Regions from separate parts of the Homo sapiens genome. Here all the other regions are linked to region 3. Evidence: chromatin contacts called from ENCODE Hi-C or POLR2A ChIA-PET data. All regions are on one chromosome and are shown on one strand. The core of a region is the stretch at or near the end of the contact, and the rest is flanking DNA. Distances in the headings are between cores, read along the strand shown. Region 1 holds the start of MNX1 (motor neuron and pancreas homeobox 1). Region 2 overlaps LMBR1 (limb development membrane protein 1). Region 3 holds the start of RBM33-DT (RBM33 divergent transcript).

Evidence for each region. Hi-C counts contacts between places; a loop is a spot of excess contacts on that map. ChIA-PET counts read pairs that join two places held with the same protein, here RNA polymerase II (POLR2A). Pooled maps may share reads with other maps.
Region 1: a pooled map shows a loop between it and region 3 (5-fold over the local background). The contact joins the promoter of MNX1 here to the promoter of RBM33-DT in region 3. A Hi-C loop is called at or near these places in 2 of 37 single-sample maps with no recorded cell type and 4 of 50 pooled maps. POLR2A ChIA-PET finds 5 or more read pairs at or near these places in 1 of 52 experiments (activated T-cell).
Region 2: a loop to region 3 is called in a map with no recorded cell type, with 5 times the contacts of the local background. The contact joins the enhancer-like site here to the promoter of RBM33-DT in region 3. A Hi-C loop is called at or near these places in 3 of 37 single-sample maps with no recorded cell type and 6 of 50 pooled maps. POLR2A ChIA-PET finds 5 or more read pairs at or near these places in 1 of 52 experiments (GM12878).

The regions. Positions count from the first base shown.
Region 1 is chr7:157,009,230-157,011,929 of GRCh38, forward strand. It overlaps MNX1 (motor neuron and pancreas homeobox 1), which reads right to left and starts at 1,434. Exons shown (of 3, transcript NM_005515.4): 1 at 431-1,434. The coding sequence starts at 1,121. MNX1-AS1 (MNX1 antisense RNA 1 (head to head)) reads left to right here and starts at 1,628. Exons shown (of 2, transcript NR_038835.1): 1 at 1,628-2,078. RefSeq lists silencers at 596-645, 656-725, 1,236-1,845.
Region 2 is chr7:156,779,586-156,782,285 of GRCh38, forward strand. The region is part of intron 5 of LMBR1 (limb development membrane protein 1); the gene reads right to left. Among named protein-coding and RNA genes, the nearest start is that of LMBR1, 110 kb to the right of the region's middle. Within about 2 kb of position 1,251, at least 3 of the 41 ENCODE cell types and tissues checked have a DNase peak (open chromatin) inside an H3K27ac peak, as active enhancers do; they include GM12878, where a contact is called at or near this core.
Region 3 is chr7:155,643,022-155,645,721 of GRCh38, forward strand. It overlaps RBM33-DT (RBM33 divergent transcript), which reads right to left and starts at 1,385. Exons shown (of 3, transcript NR_126344.1): 1 at 1,193-1,385; 2 at 447-583. RBM33 (RNA binding motif protein 33) reads left to right here and starts at 1,640. Exons shown (of 18, transcript NM_053043.3): 1 at 1,640-1,898. The coding sequence starts at 1,856. RefSeq lists an enhancer at 579-1,533 and a silencer at 1,458-1,967.

The DNA of each region.
Region 1 (2,700 bases), core at 184-2,683, 1.4 Mb after region 3:
GGGGCCGCGGGTCTCTCTAACGCCCCAGTGGGGGACCTGGCCCAAGTTCCTTTCCCCGGTGATAAGCCCTGACCCCCATTCCCGGGCCTGCCTAATTCAGGGCGCTCTCGGCTCGCCTTCCCCCGGCGACTTCCTTCTCCTGCAGCCTTCGGGTTAATCATTAGATCTCAGTCTCACACCTCCAACTGCCCCTTCCCGTTAAGAGAGGAAGAGAAGGCAAGGCCTGCGCATGGCCATTTTAATAATTCGCTGCCCGTCTCATGCCTGGGGGTCCGGGCGAGTCCTCGCAGGCCCCGGGCAGAGCCGAGGCGGCTTCGCAGCTCTTCCCCCGCTCGCTGGGAGCCAAGCGCAGAGAGGGGCAGGCGGTGCCGGTGGAGGATGCGCGAGGCCCTCCCGCCACGCGCATCCACGGGGGCCGCAGGGTACTCACAGTTGAAGTCGGGCATCTTAGGCAGGATCATGCCCGCGGTGGACGCGCGCAGCCACTGGTCCAGCTGGAAGGTGCCGGCGCCCAGCTTGATGGGGTCGGCGGGGTGCGCGGGGTGCGCGCCTTGCACCTGCGGGTACGAGTAGGAGAGCGCCGGGTGCTGGCCCGCCAGCGCAGCCGCCGCCGCCGCCGCGGAGTAGCCGTAGACCGGGTGGCCGTAGAGCGCCGCCTGCGCCGGGAGGCCCGCGCCGCCCTGCGCGCCCCCAGGGTGCAGCCCCAGCGCCAGGCCCCCAGCGGCGGCGGCGGCGGCGGCGGCGGCGGCAGCGGCCGCTGCGCCCGGATGCGCGTGGTGGTGGGGCCCCCCGTGCCCGCCGCCCGTGCCGCCGCCGCCGCCGCCCGCGCCCAGGAAGCCCGGCTTGGGCAGCAGCGCGCAGTGCGCGGCCAGCAGGCGCGGCGGCGACGGGCTCTCGGCGCGCAGGCGGTCGGCGGGCGCAGCCGGCGGCTCCGAGGACGCGGGGCTGCAGCTGCCGCTAGTCCCGCCGCTCGCCCCGCCGCCGCCGCCGCCACCTCCGGTGCCAGATGCGGCGGCGGCGAGCGACGTGACCAAGGCCAGCGGCGCGCTCTGCGCAGAGGCGGCTCGTGGGGGGTCCACCGCCAGCAGGGCGTCGATGCGGAAATTTTTGGATTTTTCCATCGGCTCGTTTGGGGCTGGCGCTCAGGGCCCGGTGGCGGGCGACGCGGCCGTGTGCGGGCTCGCGGAGTCAGTGCGTGCGGTGCAAGCCCGGGGGCTCGGTATTGTTATGGTGGTTATTTGCCAATAATCAAAGTCGCCGCCGGAAACTCAGCCGAGGGTGACCATGGTCCCGGCGCCTCCTCCGTGCGGGCCCCGCCCCGGGCCGCGCTCGCACAAACTCCCACGCGAGTGCTTCCCCGCGTCCGGGCCCGGGAGCCCGGTTCTTTGCGCTGCAGCCCTCAGGCGACCGCGCGGAGGCCGCTGCCGCCGTGGTGGGGACCCGCGCCCCTCCGCGCACTTGAAGCTCAGCGCGGCTTCCGATTGGCGCGCGCAGCGGGGGCCCGGGGAGGGCCGCGGGCTCCGCCATTGGCCGAGGGGCGCACCTGTCACCGTCCCGGCCGCCCGCCGCCCCGCCCCCGCGCCGCGAGGTCCTAAGCAGCCCGGGCTGTTGCGCGGCGCTGGCGGGCGGGGACACCAACGGGGAGTGGATACTCCGAGGCTCAACCTGGGGCCTCTGCCCGCCCTCCCCTGGGTGCGGAGCCGGACGGCGGGCACTGGCAACCCCCGGGCCCCTGGAGAGCCCCGCGGCGGCCCAAGACCCGCTCCCGAGACACGTGGGCCCCTCCGGACTTGGTTGGTCCCTGGAGCCAGCTGCGCGCGTCCTCTCCGGCCTCCTTGTCGGCGCTGGAGTGGGTCCACGTCTGCCTTGCGGAGCGCGGTGGTTCCACGCTCCTGAGCGCCCACGCTGCGCAGACCTGGCCGCTCTGCGAGGCGACGGCAGCGCACTGAAGACCGTGGTGTTTCCCAAGCCCTCCCTGCTCTCGGGCCTCCAGGGCGCAGCAGGGGAGGGTTTTGTCCCCGTGGCCAAAGCTCTGCAGGTCGAACCTTATCTGCTATGGGAAGGCCCCGCATTTTCAGGTGTGTGTGCGGGGGTGTGGGGGTGTAAACGCGCATGTGAGTGTGAGTTTGGCCTCCACGAATCCTCTCTGGGAGCCCCTGCCCCAGTCAAGGCGGAGACGGTAGATCTGGGCGCTCTGGCCTGCAGAACCCAAGTCGGCTTGCAGACGTCGCCCACGTGCCTGCTCAGTGGAGCGGGTCCTCGGTGACAAGGCTCTTCCTCGCTGCCGAGGGATGCCCATGGGCTTGCGGGAGTCAAGGCCCACACACCTCGGCCCTGAAAAACCCGTGGGGCCCGGCATCCTTCGGAAGCCCTGCCGCTGCGACCCCCGGCCAGTCCCCGGGCAGGAGCGGGGAAAGGCTATGTCTCTCGTGCTGCCGGGGCCTCCTGGGAAGTGGAGAGGAAAGGGCTTCCCGTGAGTGAGCGAGGCACGGAGTGAGCATCCAGGTCTCACCCCTCCCCCACACGCACACTTCAAATATTTACAGTAAAACCACTTCCAAGGGCGTTTTTGAAGCTGAAAGAATCCACACAGGGGTCGGGAAGTCAAGCGGCATCAACACCAGGCTTTGTCAATAGCGCCATTAGACCCAGTTATCTTCCCCAGCAAGCGTGAGAACTGGGAGGGAGTTCCAGGTTCCA
Region 2 (2,700 bases), core at 1-2,500, 1.1 Mb after region 3:
TGGAATTTTTGTGCTGGTCAATTATACATTTAATTCACATCAATGAAGTGAAAATTACAATGTACTTACAAAAGCTCTATGGAGAAGCTGTCATGTTTCTATGGTGATGAACATTTAAACAAGGTTTTGCCTGGACATCTTGCCCTCCTGTAAGGGATGTAAAAACCACTTCATACACTATGTCTCTACCCATTAGGAAGCCTGGGAAAACTTCTACATTCACAGAACATTTAAAATAAATATCAAGCTATTGTTTTCACTTAACAAAAAGGGTCTCTCAGTAACATTAAAATAAGGTTTGCTCAGCATGGCATCAAGATTGCACCAAACATATACACAGTCATCAGGGGAAGATCGGTAGAAGTACTAATAAAGAACAGAAAATAAAAGCAGGTATTAATTATTTTATTTTAAGCCATGAAAAAACTACAAATAAGCATCTCTAGAGAGTGTCAAACATTTCTCCCTTTGCTCCCAAGTAATCATTAAGAGCATACACGAAAAAGCTTTGGTCTCACGTCAGAGAAAACGGCTTTGTGAAAAGCTTTGTTAAGGTCTATAGTAAAACAGTGAAATGTTTTTTAATATTAATATGCTATGCAGTCTATTTTATACACAAATATACTTAATGTGGTCTATACAAGATGAAAAAATTAAAACTATAAGATGCTCAAGCTGTTAAAGCTGGACAAAAAGAAAGTGCTTGGGGTAAGCTAAAATAAAAACACCAACATTGCCAGTTCATTGAATTAACATCTCCATTGCATTAAAATTTGTAGGCAGAAATTCCCCATGATATTAGACAAATAAAAATCCTCCAGATTACAAATGAATTAATACATGTTTTCAATATGTAAATGAAAGAACTGAATTATAAAAAGACTATGGTAACTAGATATCAAAATTTTTACACATAATTCTGAATTTGGGAAAAAAATATTTCTTAGTACACCAAATCACATCAAATAATTCACTGGTTCACTAGTAAGGCTCTTTTCTTCTATTTTTGTTCTAATAATTCTTCAGTTCAAAATTCATAGAAAAGAAGAAATGAGAACTAACACTTGCAGAGCTCCTACTAGTTGCTTTATACGTGCTTACTGAATCTTTGCAATATATTAAAAGGTAAATTTGATTACACATAACAAAGTTCACACTCAAAAGTGAAATAATTTGCCTGCATGCCAGAATTCACTTTCAATTCAGGTCTGTCAGCCCTCAGGGCCCTGTGCTTTCCACCCCTACCCTTCACCTCCACCCTTCACCCCCACCTCCCCAGTGACAGAAATAAGTCACAAAAGACAACACCACATGGAAATGAGGAAGTGGGGGAGAATGCTTAAAAGAAACAAGACAAACCTATGATTTTAGTAAAGGACCTAAAAGCTTCTTTTACTGGAACGTTAGTTTTCAGTTCCATAAAAGCAAGCTCATACTAAGGTCAAATGCTCAGTCTTGTAAGAAACCTGTAATGCAGAAGACCATCTTAGCCAATATCCACTTTCATTTCATGAAACACTCAGGCACAAACTCCAACAAAGATACAACAAAAGAAAGATCATTAGCATTATTACTTATTATTACAGTGAAACATAAAAGATATTAAGTTTTAAAATATAATAAAAAGCAATGCCACGTGACAATTTAGGTAATAACATCATATTGCTTATGTGGCAAATAATACTTTACACAAAAAGCACTAGAAATTCCAAAACACCACAGAAGATCCTTTATGACAGTGAACAAAATAGGAAAGATGTACATGAAAGCTTCCGGCTTCCTGCTCTCACTCCAGACTAGTCCCCCGTTAGCTCCTTTGGGCCCTTCTCTCCCAGGTTTCCACATTTCCTGCATCTCTCAATAAATAATAGCTACTTTGGGTGGGCAGGTATCAGTGCAGATGCATACATACATATTAGTATTTTATTAATATATTTATATATTTTTCCATTGAAAATCAGCAAGTTGGCATTTGGTTTTATGTATCAGCCTCTGTTTAGCTAATGTGAGCTGATCATCAAGGGATACAAATCACCCTTTTCCCTTTCTATTTTAAAATAAAAGTTTACTATTTAGCTTTACATGTCTATTAAATACCCATGGATATACTACCCAACTAGAACAAACATTACCATGACCATCCTCCCAACCAAGTCAACCTTCTGCACCAACCTACCCACAGGTAACCACAAAACACTGCCATGTTTATCATCCATTTGCGTTTTTTAAAATTGTGGTGAAATATGCATAACATAAAGTTCACCATCGTAACCATTTTTAAGTGTACAGTTCAGTGGCATTACTACATTCACACTGTTATGGTACCATCACCACCACCCATCTCCAGAATGCTTTTCATATTCACCAACTGAAACTCTGTACCCATTAAACAATAACTTCCCCCCCAATACACAATCCCTGGCAACCACTATGCTACTTTCTGTTTCTACAACTTTGACAATGCTATAGGTATCTCATTTAAGGAGAATCATATAGAATTTGTCCTTTTGTGACTGGACTGTTTAACTTAGCAAGGTTCATCCACGTTGTAGCATGTGTCATAATTTCCTTCTTTAGGGCTGAATAATACTTCATTGTATGGATATATCACGTGTGGTTTACTCATTATTCATCATACACAGTTGGATTGCTTCCACCATTTAGGTATTGTGAATAATGCTGCTATGAACATGGGTGTAC
Region 3 (2,700 bases), core at 135-2,634:
AATGAAAGGTGATAAAGAGTTCAAGCCATTTAAATATGGATGTATTAACGTGCTTTTTAATAGAGACCATTTTTCAATGAGTTGCTTGCAAAACATTTTTTTTGGGGAGTGAGTTCTCACAGTTGAATAATTTTTTTGTTTTTTTTTGAGACAGAATCTCGCTCTGTCACCCAGGCTGGATTGCCGTGGCGCAATCTCGGCTCACTGCAACCTCCGCCTCCTCGATTCAAGCAATTCTCCTGCCTCAGCCTCCTGAGTAGCTGGGATTACAGGCGCGTGCCACCACGCCCAACTAATTTTTGTATTTTTAGTAGAGACGGGGTTTCACCATGTTGGTCAGGCTGGTCTCAAACTCCTGACCTCGTGATCCACCCACCTCAGCCTCCCAAAGTGGTGGGATTACAGGCGTGAGCCACCGCGCCCGGCCAGCATTTTATTATACGTACCGTTTTATCATCTCTTCACCCATCCACCAATGCATCTCCTGTATGGACGTCTTGATTGTTAACTCACGGCACTGGACCTCCAGTTTCATGCCTCTCCACATTGCAGGGTCCTCTACGTTGTTGTATCAGTCACCTTTCTAAAATACAAATCTTACCATGTAAATTGTTTCTAAAATCTTTCAATAGACCCCATAGACTCAGAAAAACGTCCCAAAGTCCGGAATCCTGGCCCCTGCCTACCTTTCCAGTTTCATTGCTGGGTCAGAACGCCTCACCTAAGCCCCACATTGACCGATATGGAATCAATGTTTACAGCCGGTGTGTACTTAATCAACCCCCTTCCCCGACTGCGACCACTCAGATGCGCCTTCCCGGGCCCCACACCCCAAAACCCCTGAGCCCTTTCGTCCACAGCTGTCTGACCACCCAGCACCCTTTCCTTTATGTCAAGTATGAGGATTTCGTTTCTTAACCTTTCTCACTGCTCAAAATGCAAACTCAGACATGAGTGCCGGGCGCTATCCGTCCTGCTCACGTCTTGTTCTCAGGGCCGCAAGGCGCAGGGGCAGTAAGGGCCGAGAGCCCATCAGGGTCCGGCGCTGCCCGCTGCCCAGCCGGGCGCGGAGAAGGGGACGGGGGTCCGGGGTCGCGGGTCCGGAGGGTCTCGGGTTGTAGGAAGTGAGGGCTCGCGGGCGCCGCACGAGTGCGCGTGCACGTTAGCCCGGCGCGCGCGGCACTCATCTCACCTCGCGGAAGCACCTGCCGGAGCTGTGTGCACCCTTTCCTGCCCTCAACACAAGCCGTCGGCGTTCACTACTGTAGCTCATTCAGACCCCACTCTCCAACCTACTGTCCAGGCACAGAAACGACAGTTAAGGTTCCCCCGGACCGTACGCTGGACCTTGCCTCCCCGGCTCCTAACGGGAGACGGGCTGCCGTAAAGCTTCGCTTTGCCGACTGCTGCAAAGCGCCTTACGACTGAACCCGGAATCGACCTATGGCCAGCAGTCGTCCCCGCCCTGCTTCAAACATTTGGGTTTCAGGAGCCGGGCGGAGGTGACTGCCGCGTGTTTGCGTTGCACGCCCACCGCCCGAAACACGGCGGCGGCCTCAGGGCTGCTGCGGCCTCGGCGGGGGCAGGCCCCGGCGCCCGCCCGCCTCCCGGCCTCCATCATCCCAGGGTGCACCGCGGCGGGCGCGGGCGCGCGGCCATGTTGCGGTAGTTTGTTGTTTTCTTCCTGCGGAGGCGAAGGGCCAGCTGTGGACCGCGAAGCGCCCGGCTTCGCCTCTGCCTCCTGCAGCCCCCTCCCTTCTCTGTCCTCCGTCACCCGTACCCGGGCCCGGACCAGGCACGTCGGCCCACCAGCTGGCTTGGTGGGGGAGGCTGAAGGCCGGGCCCCGCGAGTGCCATGGCGGCCGCCCTGGGAGCGAGCGGAGGAGCAGGCGCCGGAGGTACGTGAGGCAGCCGGACTCTGGGGGCCAGGACCGCGCCGCGGTGGGCGGGGGTGTAGGCCGGGGGGCCTCCCCGCTTAGGAGAGGACGAGGCTCTCCCCGGCTCCGACTCTCTTTGTGTTCGGCCTATTCCGTTTTCTCCCTCGCCTTCCCTCGCTATTGTCATTCTCCCTTTCTCGCTCCTCCTCTCCGCTGTGCAGATCGTACTTACCTGTGAACTTCTGTGTGTCCTCTACTTTGCAAGGCTGCCTAAGTGTCAGGCCCATCTCTGGCGTTGGCGGGCATTAAGTGCCGAAGCCGGCCTGGTGTCCTATGGGTAGGAGAGCGCCCCCCCCACCCCCCGAGACAGTGTCACTTAGGGAGAGCGGGGCAGGTCGCTGTAGGGTGGGTGTTTAAGATTGTGGGGCCATCCTGACAGATTTAGATTGATTTGAAGCCCATTACAAAAACATAACGAAAAGATTCACCTGTGTGAAGGAATGTGCGACAGTAGGCCAGTTTGGAAAGTGAGATTTCTTGAGAAAGTCTCAATAAATCCCTGTTTTAAATTAACTTATTTGTTGTCTAATAACCTGTTAGTGTTTTATGTGCGTCTTCCAAAAGTGAAAACGTGACACAAAAGGTTTAGATACTGAGTCAGTTCCTTTGGATAGTTTTTCTTGTTTGCAAGCATAAACAGTATTGATGAAACACCTATCTCTAAAAAATTGTAGGTAAATTACTTTCAGGTAAAATTACATATCACTGGGGGTTTTAAAAACGTGGAGAGATACTTGAAAGTGACTTTTTAAGTGATTATTTT